2 separate regions of the Homo sapiens genome follow, and region 1 is linked to region 2. A link is a loop called in an ENCODE intact Hi-C map of the cell type or tissue named here. Cell type or tissue: heart left ventricle. All regions are shown on one strand. Each heading gives the region's core, and the rest is flanking DNA. Links, peaks and the distances in the headings are about the cores only.

Evidence for each region. Peaks named below come from ENCODE experiments on the same cell type or tissue, not always from the same donor. Only the 100,000 strongest peaks of a DNase experiment are listed, where the experiment ranks them.
Region 1: a loop joins it to region 2, with 5 times the contacts of the local background. A loop is called at or near these places in 2 of 110 quality-filtered maps.

What each region holds. Positions count from the first base shown.
Region 1 is chr1:186,094,396-186,106,831 of GRCh38, forward strand. HMCN1 (hemicentin 1) reads left to right here. Exons shown (of 107, transcript NM_031935.3): 68 at 848-1,126; 69 at 9,077-9,273. Among named protein-coding and RNA genes, the nearest start is that of PRG4, 200 kb to the right of the region's middle. In heart left ventricle, for the core only: no CTCF peak of the experiment used is centred there; no DNase peak of the experiment used is centred there; H3K27ac peaks cover 1,485 bases.
Region 2 is chr1:185,895,154-185,908,384 of GRCh38, forward strand. All of the region lies in intron 4 of HMCN1 (hemicentin 1), which reads left to right. Among named protein-coding and RNA genes, the nearest start is that of HMCN1, 170 kb to the left of the region's middle. In heart left ventricle, for the core only: no CTCF peak of the experiment used is centred there; no DNase peak of the experiment used is centred there.

The sequences.
Region 1 (12,436 bases), core at 6,636-9,135, 200 kb after region 2:
TATTACTTTGCTATGTCAAGTATTAAGCAACAGACTTATCTTTAGAAACCGACTTCCTCAGAGATTTAGAAATCTGACTTTATCAAAAAGGATTAGTGAAATAGGATCTTACTGACTAGAGAATGTATTTTCTTCCAAGGGGTCCATATTATTGGACCATATTGTCTGTTTATCAAAATACTGATCTAGAAATTTGCACTAAATCAAATCTAATTTTTAAAAATAGCATTTCAATCCAGACACAAGACCAGTCTTTTCATGTAAAGAAAAAGTCAAAACTTTTCTAACAATATTAGCAGCTTGTTTGGAGTATTCAAACTATGAATGGATGCATGTGCATATATGCATGTGTGTGTATGCGTATATATGGAGAGAACTCAATACCTTCCATTTCGGAAATATTGAAGTTTGCTGATCCACATTTCTCAATCCCCAAGAACACCTCAGTTAAGTAACGCTTTATTGTAATCTACAAATGACTTACCCTATAACTTGATATTATTTATACTCTATAGAGTAGTTAAAAGAATACTACTAAAACTATTATATACATTACAACAAGTTAAAGGGATAGAGTGAAGAAGTTGAAAAATCACCAAAATTTAAAACACATTGTGCGTTCTGTAAGAAAACAATTTTTAAGTTTCATTGCTAATCTTTGGAAGATTAATAATTAGCATTCCTAATAGATATTTTTATTGTAAAGTCCTTAGTTATTATACACAATTTTAAAGTATATATTTTTATCAACCACAGAAACATTATAGAATTATTCAAATGTTTTAATTTAAATTGATCTCAAATTACAATAGACATCCAAATTTTGCCCATGTTGTTTTCTATGTAGCACCACCAAATATGGACAATTCAATGGGGACAGAGGAAATCACAGTTCTCAAAGGTAGTTCCACCTCTATGGCATGCATTACTGATGGAACCCCAGCTCCCAGTATGGCCTGGCTTAGAGATGGCCAGCCTCTGGGGCTTGATGCCCATCTGACAGTCAGCACCCATGGAATGGTCCTGCAGCTCCTCAAAGCAGAGACTGAAGATTCGGGAAAGTACACCTGCATTGCCTCAAATGAAGCTGGAGAAGTCAGCAAGCACTTTATCCTCAAGGTCCTAGGTATGTAAACATTGTGGTAAATGTAGAATAATTGGAAAGTAAGTGATAGTGAATGTTTAGTAAATAAGTATAATTCTGAGAATCAGTTGCTGTGAGAGAATTTTTTAAAAAATTTTTATTGCATTTTAATTTTTTTTATAATTCACCTTGGCTTACTCTCATCTGAAGCATGTTGAATTTAAATTGTATTTTTTATCTCTCTGAAAAGATGAAAACTCCAGCTTGTAAAACATTACTCATTGATAAAACCTTATAACCAATTGAGAAGCAGCTTTTTAAACTTTTGCCAAGAATTGAAAACACATCCGATTATAGAAATTTGATGAAAAAGCATAATAGGTATACTATGATATGTTATCCCTGTCTTTAAATGATCCAGTCTGTACCTTATAGCTGGAATAATCATTTCAAATAGTCTAGTTCTATTTATTCTTGTGTGCATTTAAAGTAAATACTTAAAATATGTATTCCAGTGTTCTAAATGCAACAGTTTAAAGAGAAAACACTTCTTTTCCTTGAAGTAAAAAATGCTAACCTTGGAAGAGAAAGTAAGATAATGAAACGAAGTATTTCAATAACCAAGAGCTTTTGGCATTTTGCTTGTTTTTCTCACTGTGAAGTAAGTGAGACTCCATGCTCCTTACATAGCAGAAAATACACCCTATAGAGAAGAGCAAAAATACTTTTGGCAAGAGTCTTGGTTAGGTAGAAGTTAGCATATGTTTCAGCGTGTGTTATAATCCTTCTCAGAGCAACTATTAAAATTTATTCATGTAACCCTAAAATTCTGCTTCATCCCTAGTTAAGCTTTATGAGGGCAGATGTCTTCTTACTTACTTCTGCATTCCCAGTGCTTAGCATGACATTTAATACACTAGAGACTATTAATGTGTTATTTGTTGGATTAAACTGAACCGAACTAGTTACTTTCCAGGTGGATTAAAGGGAGTTTCTTCTGTAGAGGGAAGCAGAACCATATCTAAATAAATGAAGTATGGTTCTCTGGAGTAGATGTGACTTCCATAGAATGGAGGCCGGTAGTAAAGGAAGTTCTCCAGGATATTTAGGGGCAAAAGAAAACTACAACCCAATATCCCTTATCAACATAGTTGCAAAAATGCTCAACAAAATACTAGCAAACCAAATTCGACAGTATATTGAAAAGATCATTCACTCTGATCAAGTGGGTTGCATTCCAGGGATGCAAGGATGTTTTAACATACACAATCAATAAATGTGATACATCACGTTAACAGATAGGACAAAAATCATATGATCATTTCAATAGATGCGAAAAAAGCATTTGATGAAATTCAACATTCCTTCATGAGAAAAACCCTCAACAAATTAGGGATAGAAGATACATACCTCAACACAATAAAGACTATTTATGATAAATCCACAGCTAACATCACACTAAACAGGAAAAAGTTGAAAGCCTTTCCTACAAGGTCTAGCAGAAGATAAGGATGCCCACTTTCTCTACTTCTATTAGACATAGTATTGAAGTCCTAGCTAGAGCAACAGGCAAAAAAATAAAAGACATCCAAATTCGAAAGGAGGAAGTCAAATGTTCTGTTTGCAGACAGCATAATCTAATATATAGAAAACCTCTAAAGACTCCACCAGAAAACTCTCAGAAATGATAAACAAATTCAGTAAAGTTGTGACTTAAAAATCACCGTACAAAAATCAGTAGCGTTTCTATTTGCCAACAGCAAATTGTCTGAAAAAGAAATCAAGAAAATAATCCCATTTACTGTCAGCCCTGCATATCCATCGGTTCCACATCTGTGGATTCAAACAACTGCATATCAAAAATATAATATTCATTGGATGTGGAATCTGCAGATACCGAGGGCCAACTGTGTATCCATGGGTTTCTCAAGGCCTACTGCCGGGCTTGAGCATCTGCAGATTTTGGTATTCACAGAGGGTCTGGAACCAATCCTCTGCAGAGACTGAGGTACAATAGCTATCAAAAAAAAAAAAGATATGTAAGAATAAATTTAAACATCAGTGAAAGAAATGGAAAGGAAACAAATAAATGGAAAGATATTTCATGTTTATGGATTGGAAGAATTAATACTATTAAAATGGCTATACTCCCAAAACAATCAGATTCAATGCAATTTCTATGAAAATACCATTGGCATTCTTCACTGAATTAGAAAAAAAAAATCTAAAATTTGTATGGAACCACAAAAGACTCCAAATAACCAAAGCAATCTTGAGTAAAAAGAACAAAGCTGAAGGCAGCAGACTACCTGACTTAAAAATACTACAAAGCTGTATTAATCAAAACAGCATGCTATTGGCATAAAAACAGACACATAGACCAATTGAACAGAATAAGGAGCTCAGAAATAAATTCATGCATCTACAGCCACCTGATTTTTGACAAAGGTCCCAAGAACACATACTGGGGAAAGGATAGTCTCTTCAATAAATGGTGCTGGGAAAATTGGGATGTCCACATGCAGAAATATGAAACTAGACCTCTATCTTTCACTGTATACAAAAATCAACTCAAAATGGATTAAAGAGTTAAATGTAAGATCCCAAACTACGAAACTACTAGATGAAAACACAGAGGAAACACTTCATGATATTGGACTAGGCAAGGATTTTTCTGGATAAGAACTCAAAAGCATGGGCAACAAAAGCAAAAATAGACAAATGGTATTATATCAAACAAAAAGCTTCTGCACAGCTAAGGAAACATTCAACAAAGTGAAGAGACAACCTACAGAATGGGAGAAAATATTTCAAACTATACCTCTAAGGGGTTAATATCCGATATATGTAAAGAACTTAATAGCAAAAAAACAAAGAGCACAATTTTAAAATGGACAAAAACCTTAACAGACATTTCTCAAAAGATGACATGTAAATGGCCAAGAGGTATATGAAAAAAGCCTCAACATTACTAATCATCAAACAAAGGCAAATCAAAACCAAAATGAGATATCACCTCACTCTAGTGAGGATGGGTATGACCAAAAAGATAAGAGATAACAAGAGTCGGCAAGGATGTGGAGAAAAGGGGACACTTGCACACTGTTGGTGGGATTGTAAGTTAATATAGCCATTATGAAAACAGAGGTTCCTAAAAAAATTAAGAATAGAACTACCATATGGTTCAGAAATCCCACTACTGGATATATATCCAAAGGAAATGAAATCAGTATGTCAAATAAATCCATGTTTATCACAGCACTATTCCCAACAGACAAGATATATAATCAATCTAAATGTTCAACAATGGATGAATGAATAAAGACAATGTAGTAGATATACACAATGCAGTACTATTCAGCCATAAAAAAGAATGAAATTCTGTCATTTATGACAACATGGATGAACCTGGAGAACATTAAACTATGTGAAATTAGCCAGGCACAGAAAGAAAATACCACATGATTTCATTCATGTGAAATTTTAAAAAGTTGATCTCATAGAAGTAGTGAATAGGACAGTGGTTACCAAAGACAAGGGAGACAGGGGGAGTAGGTCAGTGGGTACAAAGTTACAATTAGAAAGGAAGAATGAGTTCTGGTGTTCTATTGCACAGTAGGGTGACTATAGTTAATAATATACTATTGTATATCTCAGAGTAGCTAGTAGAGAGGAATTTCAATGCTTTCACCACAAAGAACTGATAAATGTTTGAAGTGATGGAAATGCTAATTACCCTGATTTGATAATTACACAATGTATACATGTATGGAAACATCACATTGTACTCCCTAAAGATGCATAATAATTATGTGTCAATGAGAGAAAAAAGAAAAACTGTGTGTCTGGGAGGTGCAGGGTGGGGTTGGGTAGCAAATTCCTGTACATCAATTCACAGAACATGAGGAGTAAGAGGAGATGACATAATGTGATCCTGTACATTCATTATTCACATATCAAGTATTAATTATTGAATATACGTTATATGACAGGTATGTTTCTAGCCATCATTTAACTATAATTATGAACATGTGTGGTGTGGCAAACATGCAAATGCATCACTAAGAAAGATATGATCTCAGCCCTCAACTTCCTCCATCTGTGGAAGACACAGATACTAAAGAAGTAATTACTTTTCAGTGTAATGAGGATTATATGGATAAAACAACATTCTGTGGGATGGTAGATTTCAGATTCGATCTCCTCAAGCATAAATCTGAGCCCTGAAGAGTAGGACTGTAGAGATGAGTGGGGAATTTTATATACATTTCTCACCTGGAGGTAATACAATTTGAATTGTCAATTTGCACTCCCTGAAACTGAGTGTAAGAGGAAGAGTAGCAAGAGACAAGACAAGAACTATATATGGGCAGATGCCAAACTATGCAAAGCTCTGAGAACTTTGAGGAAGTTTGGACCTCATTACCAAGGCAATGGAAGAATCTTAAGGAGAAATATTTTACAGCCAGATTTCGTTTCCAAAAAATCCCTCTGACAGAGTGACAGAGTGAAAAATGAATTGAAGAGGCTGCTGTATTCATACAGCCTGTAAATGCAGGGGCCTGGTCTAGCATGTGGCAGGGGGAGGGGGAGAGCGGGGAGAAAGAACTCAGGAGCAGAATCACAGACTGGTGCATTTCTGGATGAAGAAAATGAAGGAGAAAAACAACAATGATATTCTTAGTGGAATTCTTAAAGAACAGCCTGCCTTTAATAAAGTTGAAGAGTTTATAAGAATAATAATTTCTCAAAACAGATTTGAAAACTGGCTTAGAAGAAAGATGAGAAGTTTTAGCATTTCAGCATATGTTGAAAATTAATTCCATTAAACTCTGAAAAGTTCTTCACTTGAAGCAGTGCTACCACTCAGAATGCAAACATCTTAACTTGGGGAAATATTCTTTATTTAATTCTATCCATGTGGTGGGAGGTATCATGGTATAGTGGTTCTGAAAAGTCCAGTGTGGCTAGACCACTGAAAACAAGGGACAGCATATTACAAAATAGGGGGTTTTCATAGGGCCAGGTCATAGAGCACTTTTTTGACCACATTAAGAAGTCTGCTTTTTATCCTGTAACAATGAGAAATCATTCAAAGTTCTAAAAACGGAATAACAAATAGAACTACAGTTTGAGAAGAGCACTCTGGCTATAAAATGCAAGGCTACTTGGACCAGGACAAGAATGGATTCCGAGAGACCAGTATAAGGAATTGTGTTTGGCTGTGAATTACAGAGTTGAAATATGGTGGGTTAAACACAGTACTTCTGTTTTTCTCACTGGGATGGCTGGAGGTAGGCAGTTGTTGGATTGGTTCAGCAGTTCAAATATTTTCAGTTCTTTTGAACCTTTACAACATGGTTGTTTGGTGATCAATGCAGTATCTGCTCACCCCTAGCATAACTAGATGCTGTTCTAGATGCAACAATAGAGCAGGAAACTAGGAAGGGCAAAGTGTTGCCCCTTTAGAAAAGAATTAAGACTTTCTTACAAGCCCCACAAAACCACATCCACCTACATCTCATTGGTCAGAATTGTCATATACCACTCCATCCACTCCATCTACTCTCTGCTAAAGAGGCTAGGAAATGTAATTTGTTTAGCACATTGACAATCCCAACAAAATTTGAGTCTGTTAATCAGAAAGAAATCAGTAATTTTGGGTAGGCACCTACAACTAGGAAGAAAAAAAAAACATTAAGTAAATGGTATTGTAGCTCAAATTAGAGTGAGGGAGATGAGAGAAAAAGGTGTATTCTGGAAATAAGTACAGTGGAAGTATTAGGACTTGGTTGTAGACTGGGACACAAGGGAGTGATGAAGAAGGTATCAAGCATGACTCTTAGTTTCTGGCTTATGTGACTAATTGGTAAATTCATCACTTAGATGCAGAAAATACTGGAAAAAAACAAGTTTTGAGAAATAAGGCAATAGGTTCAGTCTGAATACATGTTGAGTTTTAAGTGATTTTCAAACATCCAAATGGAGATGTTTATTTGATAATTGCATTTATGAATCTGGAGCTCAGAAGAGAGTCTAGGCTGGAAATATAAATTCTGGAGTTATTGGAGTATAGACAACTCTTACTCTGCCCGAAGTACAAGACATATGGACAAAACACAGAGTAAAATAGTTCACAATCACTTAACACAGGTAAGATCTGGACAGTCTGGGGTTTGAACTACACAAGAGCATGTTAATACTGTTACTGCTGCTACTATTTTAAATCCAGTGATTATAAACTTTGGGGTGGGGGCAGTGAGCATGCCTTATTAATCTTTGTATTCATGATGATTGACATATACTAAATAACCGAGAAGTAAGAGGAGTAAATAATTGACTATGGCAAACCAGGAATTAGATAAGTGTTTTGAGTAGTACAAACAACTTGATACGAAAATGAAAAAGCATAGACATTTTATAATTAGTTCAGAGAATCAATAAATGATTTATAGTTTTCACAAATGAACTTGAGGACAATGTAACCGTGATGGTACTTGGGCATTCTCAGTTGCGGGACTATGAGGAGCAAGAAAGGACGAAGCTTGTTGAGAGATTTGAAGTCTAGGTTACATATAAGTATGTTAAAATTAAATAATGACAAAGATAGATCTAGACCATATTGTGGAAGTCTTGGAAACCATGATGAGTTTTTATTTAATCCAGTAAGCAACATGGAGCCATTAAAATCTTTTAAGCAGAAAATCTTAGATTAATATTAAACTGCACTTCAGAAAATGTATTTTGACAGCAATATGTAAGATAGATAGAAGTAAAAAGAGGTCATGTGGGACAGTGGTGTAGAAATGCTGACTTCATTATAATCTAAGAAGGAGAACTGACTTAGTATATTATCTTTCTCCAGAAGGAAAACAGAGACTAACAGATGGTAGAAATTTTAGGAAGCAGATTTTAATAATACCAACAGTTGCAGTAAACACTGTAGTAGTAATAAGTTTTTTAAAACCTTTAATTGTAAAATAGATACAGAAACACACAAAAAAGTGTATAATGTATCTCACTGACGCCACACACTGATCCTATTAGGTAAATAATGTTGGTATCCCCATTTTAGAGATTTGCTCAAATCCATGAAACTAATAATTGTTGACACCAGCATTAAAACTCAGACTCCAGATCTTCTGCTATGAGTCACTGTTCTAAACTATGTGCCTTATTAAAGAAAAAAGAAAGAAAAACAAACCTGCTAACCCCTGGCGCTGTCCAACAGCTATTTTGGCTGCCTTGTCAAATAGTAAGCTGGAAACTTGAACTATGAAAGTGTCATAGAAAACGCAAATGGTCATCATAAGGGGAATGTGTTTTAAAGGAATTACCAAAGTTGGGAGTAGTTAGACTAAAGAACCTTAAATGTTTCTTCCCAGTGTTTAGATTGTTTGACCTTCTCTTGAGAAAGGTAATTTTAGAAGTATAAGTAACAAAAGAGGAAGTTACTCCCATCCAGACATAACAAATGTGTTTTATACAGAAATTATCTCCAAATGTAACTATTTTTTCTTCTGCTTAGTCATTGTTTCCTCTCAAAGTTCTGCATGGAAAAGATGATAGCAAAATTCCACAGTATTCACGCATTGTTTTTGTAGAAACTATTGGTATTTAAAGATACAAAAACATAATAATATGCTAAGTCCCTCTAAAAAAAAAAGTGGTACAAGCTGCGTTTGGTTTTTATTGTTTTCAAATCTTTCAGTCAAGTGAGACTGTTCTAATTAACTGAGTTTGAACTGTTGTTCAATAATTGCATGGTAATGAATTGCCATTTACTTCATTATCTCTCATAGGCATGATCCATCCCTTTTGAAAGTGTGTCAATGAGAAATGGTAATGACATCTAGGAATTATTTCACTTTCCTTGTTCTAATCAATTTTTATCATGTGAATGTGAATTTGTGTTGGATTTTCAAGTTTTTCTAACGAGCAATATTTTATGAAACTGTGGGTTTATTATTATTTTTGATTCCCTTTAAATAGAACCACCTCACATTAATGGATCTGAAGAACATGAAGAGATATCAGTAATTGTTAATAACCCACTTGAACTTACCTGCATTGCTTCTGGAATCCCAGCCCCTAAAATGACCTGGATGAAAGATGGCCGGCCCCTTCCACAGACGGATCAAGTGCAAACTCTAGGAGGAGGAGAGGTTCTTCGAATTTCTACTGCTCAGGTAAGTGTCAAAGTTCATAGAATTATTTTAGGTTAGGTCAAACTTCTCACTTGCTAATATATGAGATTTGTTAAATTATGTCTTTGAATCCTTATATATCACAGATCTGTGTAACTGGAGCAGGATGGATTAGTCCTATGATATGCATGATTGGGTAACTTGATTAAAAGGAAGACAAAGCAGTATCATATTAAACTCCGAAGAAAGCAAGATACCTTTCCATTAACTTTTGCAAGTTTTCACAGTGCTATAAGTGTTAGTATATTTCCCAAAGTTCTTAATTTATACTATGTACCCCTTAATGGAACTGGCAAAAAGCAATCCAACATGCATATATATAAGGTTTCAAAGAGCACTTTTGATCTCCAAAATGAACTAGCCGATATGGAAGTCTGAAGAGACACAATTTTTCAAATAATGATCAGTTTAATAAAATTGACTTGGTTTAGTTTATGTTTAAGAAAACTGATCTGAAATGTGAATATATTAAAAGAGAAGTATGTCTGGGATGTCTTATTGTAGCAATCTTCTATTCTACTAGTAAAGGCAAACCTTATGTTACAATTATTCTCCATCTGAGCCCTAATGCCATCATTTATAAACTGGGGATAAAAGTAATAATCATGCCTCATTCATACACTGAGGGATTTAAAGAAATAATCCAACATGATGTGCTTAGACTGGTGCCACAGGCATGTAGTAAATGCTTTCAAAAAAAGACTTAGGATTGTTCCTGCTGTTGCTGTTGTTACCATAATCATCATTCCTCTGAATGTAGAATAACAAATTATTTGATCATATTTTGTTGCATTTTTCACTGAGAATGGAAGAAAGGGAACTGGAAGAAAAGAGCTAAGAGTTATAAACTCTCTACTATGTCCTGTTGTGTTCATCTCTGTGCTATCTATCCCACCCATTCCCCTCATGGCAACTCTGTGAGGCAATGTGTCTATCCCACAAATCCAAAATCAGGTGCAGAGAGATTAAGTACTTATCTGCCAAGTACTCATTGCTGCTCAGTGATGGAGCTAGGCCTCAATCCTTAGTCTGATTCAGAAGCCTAGCCAGTGCATCTCAGCACAGTGCATTTCTAGCATCTTCGAGTGCATACCTTCCATTCCCCTTTTTTCTCTCCATTTCAAACATTACAGTAACTTAGAGTCAGGTTAAACTAAAACCATGTATTGAATCAAAACTCTTGAATGATATAATTTCAACAAACAAAAAGTAGGCAAAAGAATTTGTGACATTAGGAATAGCATGGAGACAGAAAAGTATGTGGAATAGAATCATGAATATAAAAAAAATGACAAATAAAGCTTGAAAGGGAAGTTAAGGCCATTACTGTAGGTCTTAAAGGCAAGAACAAAAAGTCGAGTTATAAGAAAACAAGATGAAGGTGTCATAGAGTGTTAAATGATGGCCAGATTTACCATGTGTTCTAGCTATTGTGGAGAATCCATAAGACCTAAGATATGTGACATGTGTCAGCCTTCAAGAAGTTTCTAGATGTCTAGGGGAGAAAAATGACTGTATACATAAGATACAATTAGATATGAGTCAATAATAGAAACATTAAAAACAATATGGAAGTGGAAAATTAAATATCATTAAGCCCCCAGACTGATTTTGGTTACTCTGCTCCTTTATGTTTTCATAGCAATTTGTATATACTTCTGTAGTAACTCTTACTGCATTATATTTTGCTTATCTCAACTTTGTTTTTTCGTGTATTTATCTGCAACATCTACTTATGCCTGGTACATTATGGATGTGGATGCTTTGCAAATTGCGAATTGTGTGGTATAGACAAGAGTTTCCTAAAACATCTTTTATCAAACACTAGTTCTGTAATTTATCCCAAGAGGGGAGGGGACCACTCTATGACTAATAGATTTGGAAAACTTTATATACTGTACCCTCCTTTTCTTTGTGAGCCATAATGCATGTCCACCTCTGCAAAATCTTCCTCTAAAGATACATGCTTAACTATAATTTTTCTAACATTCTATTAGTAAAACAAGACTTTAGAAACTAACTACAGGTGATGTCTGTGGGTAGCCAGAAGGGCAGAAGTTGTCAGGAAATATTTTGTGGAAAAGGGAACATTTAAGAATAGTCCTGAATGATGGTTCAAGTTTGGCTGAGTCCAGACAAGTGAGGGGGATGATATCAATTGTGAATGAACAGAGTTGGGAGAGAAGAGTTAGTTTTAGAGATTTTAAAGATATGATGAGAAATTCAGAAATTATTCTTAGGAAATGGCACATCATTTTAAAATTCTTAATTGAATAACGATGTAAGTGTTGTTCTTCTAAAATTATATTTAAGTATTTTTCCAAACATTCTAGTCTCAATGTTTTTGAAAGGAGTTTTTGCAGCCTACCAAAAAGTGTTTCCATAACCTCTAAAGTCAGTTTGAATGTAAGAGTTTTTAAAATGCCAATATTCTGGGAATGTTCAAGTAGTAAAATAAATGAGAACAGGATTTTTCTGTTTTTCCAAAATACATTTTTCGCAGTAGTAAGAGCATCTGTTTTCCAGAGTACCCTCTACATGTACACGATCATGGGTTGTGTCTACACAATCTCAAACATATGAATGAACATTAACTTTCCATGGAAACCATGCTTGGTGATTTTTAAAGTAATGATTTTGGTTTTAGTTAGATAATTATAGATCCTGCTGTCAGTCTGACCCTATTTCTCATATTACATAACATAACTGTTTTGTTTCACCATGTATATAAAATGTAGAGTCAAGATGAGATATTATGTGTTTGATTTTAATAACCAGATATTTTGTTTATCTGTTTACTTATTTAACATCTTATTTTCTTGAGAAAGGCTTCGTTTTAACTTTTCAGTCTGCAATTTAAACCCATGAATATTTGTTTCTTCAATGAACATTGAGGATATAGCCTATCACATATGGTTCTAGGTCCTATATATATCTGCCTTTTTAGATATCATTAAATATACTTAACGTACAAACATTCTTAAATCGATACCAAAATCCTGTTAAAACATAGGTTTGCATATAATGTAGATACCAAACAATGCTTTCTATCAGAGTGCTAATCGTAGTGTTAAACAGTTGGCTTTAATTATCTTGCTTTTGGTGTGGGGTTATTTACATTCATTCTAGTGGATATTTATTTTAA
Region 2 (13,231 bases), core at 6,400-8,899:
AAGTTAGAAATAAAACATTTGAACCTCACCGATGCTGCAACTATCTATTTGTAAATATATGTTGCAAGTAAAAGCCATGGTTTAAAATCTTTGCATTAAATCCCTAATGAATTAATAGTTCTTAGTGATTTTTTGTATGTTCCAAGATATTTTGTGGGTTTTGAGTATTAGATAATTATCCTATACTTCCATTTCTTTATCCTGTGATTGCTGAGAGCAATACTGTAGTCATTTTTCTTGGCGATATTCTTTCCTACTCAGGAATGTTCAGGCCAAGACATTTGGTCTCTTACTGAATCATAAAGCTGTATTTCTTAATTGTTCTAAAATTAAAGGTGCTGACTTCAGTATATTTAATTCCAGAAGTTTGTACAGAGTGTGTGGCTAATTACAATAATAATTAATTATGACTCAGAAATGAGAAAGGACTATTCCCTTCTGTCTGTCACAATGTTTCATTTACAAAACAAGCAAGGCCTTAGAAAATCACCAAGGGATCAGTGCAGGTTTATGTAACCATGATGAATTTCCAAATATTTCTTTTGTGATGTGGAAACTCAAAGTGCTGAGTACAACCAGGTAGTGATGGAGTGCATGTTAAGAGCCTCATACTGAATGAGCATGTGTAAGACCTTTCTTACATTGTCATTGGGTAAAGAATACACAGTGTTAGGATTTGCCCTTTCCTTGGTAAGTAAGACACTGATTAATTCATAACTTATAAATTGCCACATTTGGTTTGTTCCCTAACTCCAACCTTAAATATGTTGTTATAGTCTCATTTAATAATTTTTTTTTTTTTGAGATGGAGTCTCTCTGTCGCACAGGCTAGAGTGCAGTGGCGCAATCTCGGCTCACTGCAAGCTCTGCCTCCCAGGTTCGCACCATTCTCCTGCTTCAGCCTCTTGAGTAGCTGGGACTACAGGCGCCCGCCACCATGCCCGGCTAACTTTTTTATATTTTTAGTAGAGACAGGGTTTCACGGTGTTAGCCAGGATGGTCTCGATCTCCTGACCTTGTGATCTGCCTCCCTCGGCCTCCCAAAGTGCTGGGATTATAGGCATGAGCCACCGCGCCCGGCCAGTCTCATTTAATAATTCCAAAATATGTTTTAGGACATGAACTCTTTTTAATGTCTTTTGCATTCCCAAATGTCTACTAGATGGGTGAATACATAGTATTAATAAGTATGTATTGAAATAAGAAGGGTAAACATTATATGTATAGTATAATAAACCTGTGTGTAAGAACACACAAAAACTCACGTGTACACCCATATACGTATGGAAAGAAAGACCAAAATATTGAAGATAATTATTTGCAGGTAGTACAATAATGTGTTATTTTTCTATGATTCTTTATTTTACATGTTTACATAGAATTTATTACTGTTATGATAAAACATTTTAATACAAAATTTGAAAATGAAGAGGTAATATAAAATAATGTATTTCATTTGTGCTAAGCAGAGAAACAGAAAGATCCTTGGAACGGATGCCTCAAAACTTTGGTCAAGCTGAATCTCAGTGTTAGATAATCATAGAGGAACTGGCATTCTCCTAATCGTTCTAATATATACATGGGTCTAATAGTCATGAATAGAATAGTTTTGCAAACCTCTGTTGTGAAGGAATACAAAATGAACGAGTGTACCTGCTATTTGATTTGTAGGTATACTATAACTTAAGAGTTTTCTTCTCAATAGTTTTTAAAAAATATGATCATCCATAATCAGTTATAACATTTTGGCTGAAGTAAATTTCAAATATACCTTGATGCTGTTTTAATTTTCTCTTTTCCTTTAATTGGCAAAGTATTGATTTTTTAAGGTGATGCCTCTTGAACCAACTTTCCTTTTGTAATTCTGGTCATAGTTAAATGGCATCATCATTCCTTTTGCTTCTCAAGCTAGGAAGCTGAGTCATTCTAGACTTTTTCTTCTTTTTCTGTCTTGGTTTAAATTGCTACCTAGGGAACACTGAATCTAAGCTATCTTTGGAATCTATTTTCTCTTCTTCATTTCCACTGTCATTGTTTCTTTACTACTTTTCTTTATTTTACACCTATTCTAACTGCCACATTATTGATCATTTATTTATTTTTTGCCTGTTCTAGCTGCCACATTACTGATCATTCTGCTTCCAGCCTTTCCCTCCCAATCCCTCCACCACATTCTTCCAGTAGAATCCTTCTTAAATACAAACTTGATGTAACATCCTGTTTCTGAACTCCTTCAGTGACTTCCATAGATCTTCAGGGTAAGATCTGCCATCCAGCACAGCATGTGAGGACTGCCACATACTTGCAAGTTCTCCCTACCCTCATCACTTACCACTGTACACACACACCAGCTATGACACACTTTAGTATCTTTTCTGATATGGCTTATTATATTGCCTTCGAACATGTTATTTCTTCTGTCCCAGATGTTCTCCCTCTGCTCATCCGTTTGCATCCTGCTCATCCTTCAATTTTCAATCTCAAGTATGCCTGGTCACCTTTCCAGATAAACCAGATTTGACCATCTTCTTTGCCTTTACACCTGACATACATTTTCTGTTATGTATTTATATGTCTTCCCCACTAGACCATAAACCCCTAAAATAGTTTAGCCACTCTTGATCCCAAAGGATGTTCTCTCTCCTATTGTTAGCTAGCTTTTAAGAGATAAGGTCCCCTCTTGTGATATTTAACTCATCTGCTCCCCTCTAGACTGAATGTTTGCATTTACTTTTCCTTGTTATGCATGTTAAAGATTGCAGGAAACTAATTACCTATCCACTCCACCCATTTTTCCAGTTGATCCTATAAAATGGAGGAAATAAGCAGAATTTTTTCAATAAGGATTATAATAGTATTAATAGCAAAACTGAATTTTTTCAGTTTTGAAAGGATCTTCTGTTTCACGCCTTATTTCATATTTACCCAACAACACTCAGACATAGGCACTGAAGCTGGAAAGTGGTGGACCTCCCCCTGTAGAGGGAGCTTTCACCTATGGGCGTAATACAGAGAACAGGACTTGGATGGGGCTGGGATGCTAAAAGTTAATTAGGTCCTAATGAGAGACAGAGACAAAATCACTGTGGGGAGTGACTCTTCTCCTGGTTAATCTGGGGCAATAGATTCACTAAGGTTAGTCACTTCACTACCCACAGGAAGGAGCAAGTCAGGAAGTTGAGAGAGAGTCCTGAACTGTTCACTCCATTACTTCCAGAGTCAGGAGATCAGAACCCTGTCTATTGTCTGAAAAAGAATGAAGTCTTGGAAATTTGCTAACAGCAAAAGTAACAATGCCAATTAAACTGTAAGCAGACTTTTTTTTTAACTAGAAAGATAGCGATTTTAATAGAAGTACCACCTACATCAAGGGAGATGGGTCCTAGCTCATAGGTGTCTTGGTAGATGGTCAGGGTCTCAATGAACCCTGGTCCTAATAGCACAGAATGCTTTTGTAGATCCTGCATCCAAGCAACAAATCCTAGATTTCAGCTCAGGAAGGAACCCAGAAGCAAGTATTCTGATGACAAGAAGGTCCACGGAGCCTGCTCTGGAGAGGTATACATATCTAGTTTAGTTCATTTTAGAGATTTTGTAGAACCTAATGCCAGTTACTTTAAATGGGCCTTGTTCATTTACTCAACAGTTAAGTCTAAAAATGTGATTGTGTCTACAGCTACTGAAAAGTGAAGAAGATATTGAAACTCACCATTGACTGGTCTTCAGACAGCTAAAAAAAAAAAAAATCAGACATTGATGATTGCCATTTGATTGGTGTGGTAAATGGGTTGCAATCAATGTGTGATCCAAAGAATGGAGGTGAATGGAGATTGAGTGAAGGCAATAAAACTTAAGCTTCAGGGCCCTTCTTTTGTGTGGACCCCTTCCAAGTCTCTAAAAAGGGTAATAAAATGTGTTTACAGAGTTACAAATTGAGGGGGAATTTTGCAGAAGTAAGATATTTAAGCTATGATAGACCATTATCTCCCTCAACTTCTCCTCTAGTACATGTTCCTTAGTGTCCAGTGACACTGGGGCGATGTTCGCTATTTTTTTGGACCCAAATTTCTATCAGTACTATAAACACAAGCATAGCTATGGGTGAAGTTGAAAGTTTTGAAGGTTCCTGGAAAAGAATAAAAATTATCTTTCTGTTATTTCTGTAGAGAATATTACAATTTTTTTGTCATAGTAATAGACATTCAAAGATTATACAACCAAAAATGCAGCGAAAAAAATGCCATAGACTCTTGTCAGATGTTAACAAAATTGTTCTTAATTTCTAGATTTTGTGAAATTTGCAGTATTTGTCGACTTTTAACAATTTGAAATTTATGTAAACTATTTTCTCACTTGAGGTAACTCTTTATAATTTCGTATTTCTTAAGGACTTCCCAGTTATGTAAGCTTGAGGCTCTCACAACCCAGATCTGTCACTGAATAGAAGGGATTTTGGAGAACATTTATGTTCTGTTATCTTTTGCTGAGACTTCTCTCTGTTGCCCTCCAGTTGGAGATACAGAACAGTTCTCCTGTTCACAACACTGTTTAGCAGTGGTAAAACAGAGAGAAGATGTTATCCTAGTTTCTAATGGCAAATCCCAAATGAATGTGTGTTCTAATTTGGCACTGTAAGTTACTACAGGCAGGCAACATACTTTGTCACCTTTGTGTATCTAGCACAGAACCCACTATTTGGTGAGACCATACTTAAATGTTCATTGACTTAATATGAAACCCCTTTACAGGCCATACATCTGTCTCATTCTTGAGTTGTTAATATATTGTGATAATTAGATTTAAAATAAATAGAAACAATATTTTTTTCAAAGACCCTAACAAGCCTATGGGTTGGATGCTTTTTTCTTTTCCTTTTTTTCTCCTCTCTTCCTCAACATGTTGAAAATGTCCTCCTGCCTCTGTTTCTTCTTTACTTTTCAAACTCTCCCTTTTCCAGGCATCTGGATTACCTTTTGGTATGCTGATGAGTCTGACTTTCTCTGATTTAATCCATTGCTTTCATTTACTTCCAAAATTTGGATTCTTGCTTTACTTTTTTCTTTTCCCATAGGATTTCTAAGATTTGTACAGTTGTTTCCAACTACCATCTCTGGAGTGATGATTTAGTTGTGAGAGCTATAAAGTTTTGCTGTAATTTATTAAAGATATCTGGCAACTGCTGAATATTCACCTATATTATTGCTAATGTTACCAGTAAAATCCAGGTTGTCATATAAATCGAAATGTCCTTTATAAAGATTAGAGGGGATCTGGAAAGAGTTAGTGTTAGTGAGATTTTTGTGCGTGGTGCCAGATTTTAAAAGCCATATAATGTTGCATTTTTACCATCTCTATAAAGTATTTCCCAATAATTTTAGTCCACATAGATGGCTCATCTTTTAGACTGCCTAAAACATATATTGCCACTAGTATTTATGCCTCATGGAACATCTGAAATGATTGGACCTTTGGAATCCTCCAATTTATCTGCCTATCCAATGCACTATTATATGCTCTATTATATGACATTTGAATGTATACTTCCTAAAGCTCCTTGTTTTTGAAGAGATTATTAGTATATTAGGAGGCTATTTGGAAATACAGAGAATATGATGAGATATTGAGAACTTCACTTTAGGATCAAGACATAATCAGAGTAGAGATATACAAAAGGTTCCTTTTATTGTCCGAAGGGCCCAGAAATTGATGAAACTTGCCTAAAACTTGATTGAATATGTTAAAGTATCTAAAGAGTATGTCAATCAAAATGAGTGCAAACCAACAGGAAAGCATAAGAACAGTTAAGTCATGAAGGTAAATGTTGGTAGTTCCCATCCAACTTCTGTCTGAAAGTGAGGGAGCCTCAACCAGCACTTCTATTGGGAAATTAATTTAATAAAGAAAATTCTATTAAATGTTTAATGCATCTAAATCACTTCATCTATATTATTTCTAAACCCAATAGGCACATGACAGGACAATGGATTTATATTCTAAATGGGGGTTGCACCTTAAGCCAGGACGCAATTTGTTAATTACATAGTCACAATTATACTCAAAATCTGTTGAATCACCCTTAAATTATTACGACCTAGGCCCTTAGCAGCACAAAATCTAAAAATGTATTTGTTTCCTTCTCTCCCAACTCTCTCTCTTTCTTCTTCCCTTCCTTATTTCCTTCTTTTTTCTTTCTTTTTCTGGGCCAGTTGGAACTGAAGTTTCTTTCAAAGGTAGAAATGAGGGGTGATGGACATACAAAGAAATTCACCACATGTTATAATGTTACAATGGTTAAGGGAATAAGATTTAGAGTCCTATGCCTTTTTTGAGTTTTATACTTACTAGAAATCTGTAATTTACTGAAAAAGTAAATATTAATATTTATAGAATACAGAAAAAATTGAATGAGGTAAAATTTGTAACGTTCTTCGCATGGAGCTTAGCATGTAAGTGCTGTTTAAATGGTAGCCATCAAAACAATGATCCAGTTATGCTTTAGTTTCCAGCATAACTTTGCCTCCAGAAGCCAATGGGTTAGTCAATGATTCTTCCTCACTGACATTAAAAGCCTTTTGGGTTCAATACATGTGTATCTGTACCAAAGAATAAGTTCTCCCCAAAATAGACCTAATCCCAGTTGAAATTAAGTGCCTAAACCTAAAAACCAGATCGTAGACTGTACTAAATTGTTCTTTGAAATGAGGTCTATATTTTGAGGTCTTTTAGGAAGGATTTTTCTAACCTTTATATATGCTAAAAGGGACTAATAGGATTTCTACATGTCAAGTATAAACCAGACAATTTTGTATTTTTACATCCTTCCAGTATATGTTGGGGGTGGGAAGAGCAGATTAGAACATATGAACATCTACTTTTCTTAGTCATTAAAAATTAAAAATTATTCTAGTACTCTGTAATACTTTAGCTCATAGTTTCTTCTTCTCTTAATTTTTTATTTAATAACTATAAAAACACTTGGAAGGAGCCTATATCCATTTATGAATTGAGGAATCCTTTGCAGTGTGAATTATTTCACATTCTAACTTATCTATTTTAAATAAGATATTCAGATACTTTTTTTATATAAATTTTTTTTTTGTTTAGTAATGTAAAAGACTGTTTTATGGAAGAGAGGATACCTCTGTAAAGTTGTTTTCTAAACTGTCCCTCCCATCTCCCTATGAAAATCTGGCCAAACTATGACCCTTCCTCCCATGTGCTATGTCTCTATCTATCTATCTATCTATCTATCTCTATCTATCTATCTATCTATCTATCTATCTATCTATCTATCTATCTAATTTTGCAAATGATTTTAGAGATTTCATAGATGACCCTGAAGCTATTCATGGAGTCCAGATTCACCATTTCAAATATATGTGCAATAGTGTTTTATGTAACTACTATACCTGTATACCTTATTAAATGTGTGAGTGTGTATGCATATATGGATAGGTAAATAAATAAAGGGTATGAATGAGGAGAAAGAGTCAGGGCTAGTAACCTGTAATATCAATAATGCTTACGTGCCTCCCTAACTAGGGGTTGTTTTTGTTACTCGTAGCCTAAGTGTGGTTTGAAGTTTTTTCCTGCTTTCCAGGTAGCCAGCGATAAGACCATAACTGGCATATATGTATGTATATACATATGTCTACATGTATGTGTGTATGCATATGAATGTATGTATCTATGTATTTTTATAACTTTTTTCCTTTTAAAACTAGAAAGTTTCAATGGAAGAATTGAACTCACTGAGATTTGGCCATTCTAAAATAGGTATTTAGTAGAAGAAGAAAAAAAAAACATGTGAAACAAGCAAGCAAAAAACCCAAGCAAACAAAAAAAAGATTCAGTGAGAGACATGAATGACAAAAGTTAATTTTCTGTATTTGTATTATTTTAAATAAAACATATTTTTCTGGCAAGCTAAATTTTCTCTCTCATTTGTAACACACTGAAATTGTGACACAAAAATTTTATAAAGATAAATTAATGAAATATACCTTGACACTTTAAAATAACTAGCAGGAATGATTTCACTGTTCATAAATGTCTAAAGTGTGCTTTTATTTTTTTCGGCTGTTGTGTATTATAAAACTTTGATCATGTAGAAGGTGTGGAAGTTTTACATGAGTATTGGGTGCTCATTGAGTTGAAATTGAGAGTTCCTCTTTTCACTAATCCCCTCTAGAGTCCCCACTGAGCCCAAATTTTCTAAGCCATTCCAATTTCTAAGCTCCTCCAGAGAATAGTTTATCCTCTATATAAACTGAGTAAAATTTTAGTTCCAGCAGAAAGTCTGTTTTTTTTTTAAATCCTGTAAATTATTTCTTATTTTGCCTACCTTTAGCATGAGCATTTATGGCTATACAACACATCACCAGCCACACTTGTTTATGAGCACTTACTATTGTTAAAACTCACTGTAGAATTTTCTAAATTAAATAGGTACACAACACCCAAAGAGTAATATAAATGGGTATTATCAGGGGAAGACCCTCTCAAAAGTCTCAAGTGGTGATATTTCTTGGTGGATTAGCTAAATCTGCCAACCATGACACTGGATTTGTCAGCCTCTGTCTGAGTGGATCCATCCTCAGGAATAGACTTGAACTAACCAAACTTAGAGGAGTGCTGTATAAAATCTGAATGCCAGCTCATTCATCTACCATGAGAAATCGAATTGCTTGCAAGTCTAGAACACTTGTGTTGGCACAAATAATACATTTCCTCTCTATAGGCACACGTACAAAGAGCAAATCATCATCTGAAATTTGCCAGCATCAGGACAAGGGGAGACTTGCTCCCAGGCTCTTTTCTGAGCCATTATATATTGATGTTTAAGTTTATTTTCACGGGATGATGTATATCTTCCTTTGTCTAAGTTCTTGTGGACAGGGTCTGCAAGGGGATTCATGGCTTTAAATTCCATTAGATCAGTGACCTGAATCTTTCAAATGAACGACAGATTCAAATCTCTGAGTTCCTCCATCATATTCCCACCTGGGTGCTCAATAAATGCTTAGTGACTTCTAAGCAAAATTGGAAGCATAGGCTCTATGCTATACTGCAGGATAGGAATGAATTTGAACCCAGAGAGATAGGCTCTTCTGGTTATCCAGAGGGGAATCTCTCTTAGCCAGGTTGGAGGTTTGTAAAGCCTGCCATTGCTATAACATAGGGTTTACTACAAAATGATTGTTTTGGAAATGTGGCAAATCTTTTTCATATCAAATACCATATAGATTTAAAGGCTTTAATATTTTTATATAGTGTAACTCTTAACAATTTGGTGCCAAAATAGTGATAAAAATATACAGCTAATCTATTCATTATGTTTGGCATGCATTTCATTTTAAAAACACCTGCATTAAATTTTTGTTTTTCACTAGATATTATTTCAGATTCACTCTTGAAAATTGTCATTTTTTTCCTAATGCTAACTCAGAAAATAGAAAGTGAAAGACAAGATTATGGGATCAACAGGCAAATGCTGCCTTCTTATTAGCTGTATATCTTATGAACTTTGGCATGTATCACTCATTTTTATTCATCTGTAAAATGGAAATAATTGTAGCTATGTACCTATGCAAATGGCAGTTGTGAAGATCAATATAAGACTTTAAGAAGTATCCATCATCTAATAAGCACTACTGTATGCTTGCAGGTGTTAGTGTCAATTTTACACAATTTTTTTTCTAGATCAGGCTTCACTTACCAGATGGATGCATTTACACCTAATCAACTTTCTACCATCACTGAGCTTGAAAAATCTCTATCCAGTGTGACTGAGAAAAATGCATGCATTTTTGCATTTCTTAAAAACTGGCTTAATTCTGTGAAATTTTCCTTTGCATTTAAAAATCCTAAGCTAACCAACTAAATAAAATAAAAATTAAATACAATGTGATGCTAACATTTAAAACCATGCATACAAGTTTGAACTCTATTCAGCTTCAATGCAGAAAATTCAGTGCTGAGAAAGGACTGTGTCACAATTGCACATGGACAAAATACTGCCTTTTAGCACACATTTAACTCCAGGGAAAGACCTGATATAAAATTCTTCCCTCCCTCCCATTTTCTCTCTCTCTTGTCCTTTTCTTTCTTCTTTTATCTCTCCCTCCCACACATATTTAATCAGGAATCTTCTATATTTCATGTACTATATTAGGTTCAGGGACGATAGTAGTGAACAAATCAGCTATGGTGTCTGCCCTCATAGAACTTACAATTTAGAAGGAAAGTCGGATAAAAAATAACAACAGCAACCACAAAAATACTAATAAAGGCATAATTGCAAACTGTATTGAACACCTCACCATACTTCCCCTTTCTTGCCAGGAAGACAAAGGATGTCCTGGGGAAATTCATTTGGATGTAATGCATTACATAAGAAATGCTCTTCCAAACAAAGCTATTCTTCAAGTTCTGTTCACGAATATGTATGTAAAAATTGACTTCACTTCTATTCCTAATGTCTTATCATTCATAATAATGTGTGATGGTTTTGTGCTTTAAAACTATAGTTGTATCTTATTTTAGAGTTGAGTAGATATATGGACTATTTTTAAGCATTGGTTATAGCATGGGCTGCAAAATCTTTATGAGACTATACAAGGGAATTATGTAAAAATATAACTATTGAGCCAGAATCCAACTTGTTAGAGTTTTAAAGGTACGAGAACTCTCAAATATCAGTTTCCTCATCTATCAAATTAAGGAGATGGATTAGATGGTCTCAGAGGCCCTTTGTAGATATAAACTGTTACAAATTGTCAGAGAACCATTTTTATATTAAAACATTTAATGTACTATATAAACAGTTATCTAGGGATTTAAAAAGCTTTTGTGTTGATAAAAATGCATAATTTGTAGGCTCTCACATTATTCTAGTTTTATTCTTTTTTCTTTATAATAGAAGATCATTTCTAATCTCATGAGAACTTTTCTTATAGTTAGACAATTACAGATTTTTAATTTTCTTGTATCTGGCACCCTGAGAAGCCAGAAACTGCACTTATGGTACATTCTGTAGCTTGCAGTGATCTACTTTTATTCACATATTGGTAGTATCTGTATTTTCTAATACAACGAGTTGCATCTGTTTTCAATTTGATTTTTCTTATAAGTGGATAAAAAAAGTGATTTGAGATTCTTGACAGAAGTCTGCACTATGTCTTTCCCAACAAGTAATATTATGATACATGGTAATCCCTTTGTGAAAGCCTCATAAATGTTGGTGAATTGGAAGCAGTATTAAGAGTAAACCAAAGCCCACTTATATTCTGTACCATTTGAACACACTTGCTTCACAAAAATGCAACCAAATTAGGAAGACTTCCATTTTCCTATGAATACTCAAGACTTGGAGACTTCCATGTGTAACTAACAGACAACAAGATAGCTTTCCAACAATATATCATAACCTCTCTGCATTGGGTTTGAAGGAAAGATATATTTGTAGAGCCACCCAGACATAGACTATAAATTTAATGAAGGATGTATGTAAAAAATGACTTCCATCTTTATTAATGCCATTTCATTTCATTATTAAACTTGAAACATCTCACAATTCTTGCTGGTACTTGTTTTCTAATGTTTTTTTTTCTTCTTTTCTATTGAGAATCATTTATGACCAGATTATGTGTGTTGTCCTTAAAACAGATATTCTGTCCATTTGTTTACTTTCTCTCCTTTGCCCTCTTCAGTCTCCATATCAGGCATTATCCTCAAAATTATTTATTATCAGTTAAATTTATAAAATGCTTTCTGAGGCCCAACAACAATCCTTTCTATTTTTTTTTTTTTTTTTTTAGTTAGGCAGACCCTTACAGCCATGTTTTATGTTGACATAAAAATGTCAACACTCTGATTATTAAAGTATGTGTTCTATATATGGTCAATGTTAGTTACAGTCAGTCTGGTCTGTAGTCATATGGACGGATTTGATAAGCCGAGTGATCCATATCCTTCTCTTCAAGCATGATAGATCATTAAGAACCCATTTTTCAAAAATGGCATCTGCTTCTTTAAACAAATATGTTTTATTTCATATGTAAAATTCCATGTGCTTTGTAAGGTTAAATTTTGAGGAAATACATCATTTGATTTATGGGGCAATTAGTTGTATTAAATTTTGTTTTTTTGCTCAATTCATCCGTGATGACACTACAAATTTTTCTTTGTAAAACATCATTTCAGTGTGTCACTCCTCTGCTTGAAGCCCTTTAGTCATTTTCATTGGGATCTCTAGGATGAAATCCAAATGTCATAGCCTGACTTTATGACCATCCATTGTCTGGTCCTGACACAGGCTTCCAGCCTCATCTTCTTCTTTTTTATCTGAGCACTTCACTGCAGCCAGATGTAGTCACTCATGTTCTCAACATATTTGGAGTACTTCGGTCTCTGTCTCAGTGTTCTTGCTCAGATTCTCTCTTCTGTCTGGTTTGAATTTGCCTCTTTTTTTATTTACAGAAAACATTTCTGTCTTTCATAGTCAGATTACTTTACTTTGCCTGTGAAGCCATTGCTGAAACACTTCAGCAATGGCTGAAACAACTAGGGGAAGAGAAGGGAATTTAGCTGGGGAGGGAGAAAACTAAGATCGTGTAAGTATGTGGACTGTGAAAATACTGTGATGGCATTACCATGTGGAAGTACTGTGAGGGCATTTTACATACATTTTTTCAACAGCATTTCTTGTATTATGAATTTCTTTTATTTATTAAGAACATCAGTATTATTACCATTATGACCAATTTCATTGACATTAGTATATACCCACCTTTATTATGTGTAGAGCAAAACACTTTGTTTTGGATGCACAAAGAAGTAGGAGATATGGTTTTTGATACTGGAGCAAGGACAGGAATTTTTATGAAAAAAAAATAAGAAATGCAAAAACATTCAGTAAATCTGAGTCCTAATGACTGAAAGTGTGGTCATCATTACTTAGTACCTGGAAAACCATCTTGAACAAAAACATTTATTTTATGATAAATGTGATTGTTTCATATTGTTATGTGATAATAAGTCTTAGATGCTTCCCTTATCCTTAGGGGGAAAGAAACAGAAAAAAAAAAGGGATACTTTTCACAGAAAATAAAAATGTTGCACAGTATTTATTGCTTGGTTACTTGAAATGTGACCACTTACACCTAAATTTCAAAAAATGTTTTTGTTTATCATTAATAGCTTGACTATAGCTTAATATCCAGCTCTGTTC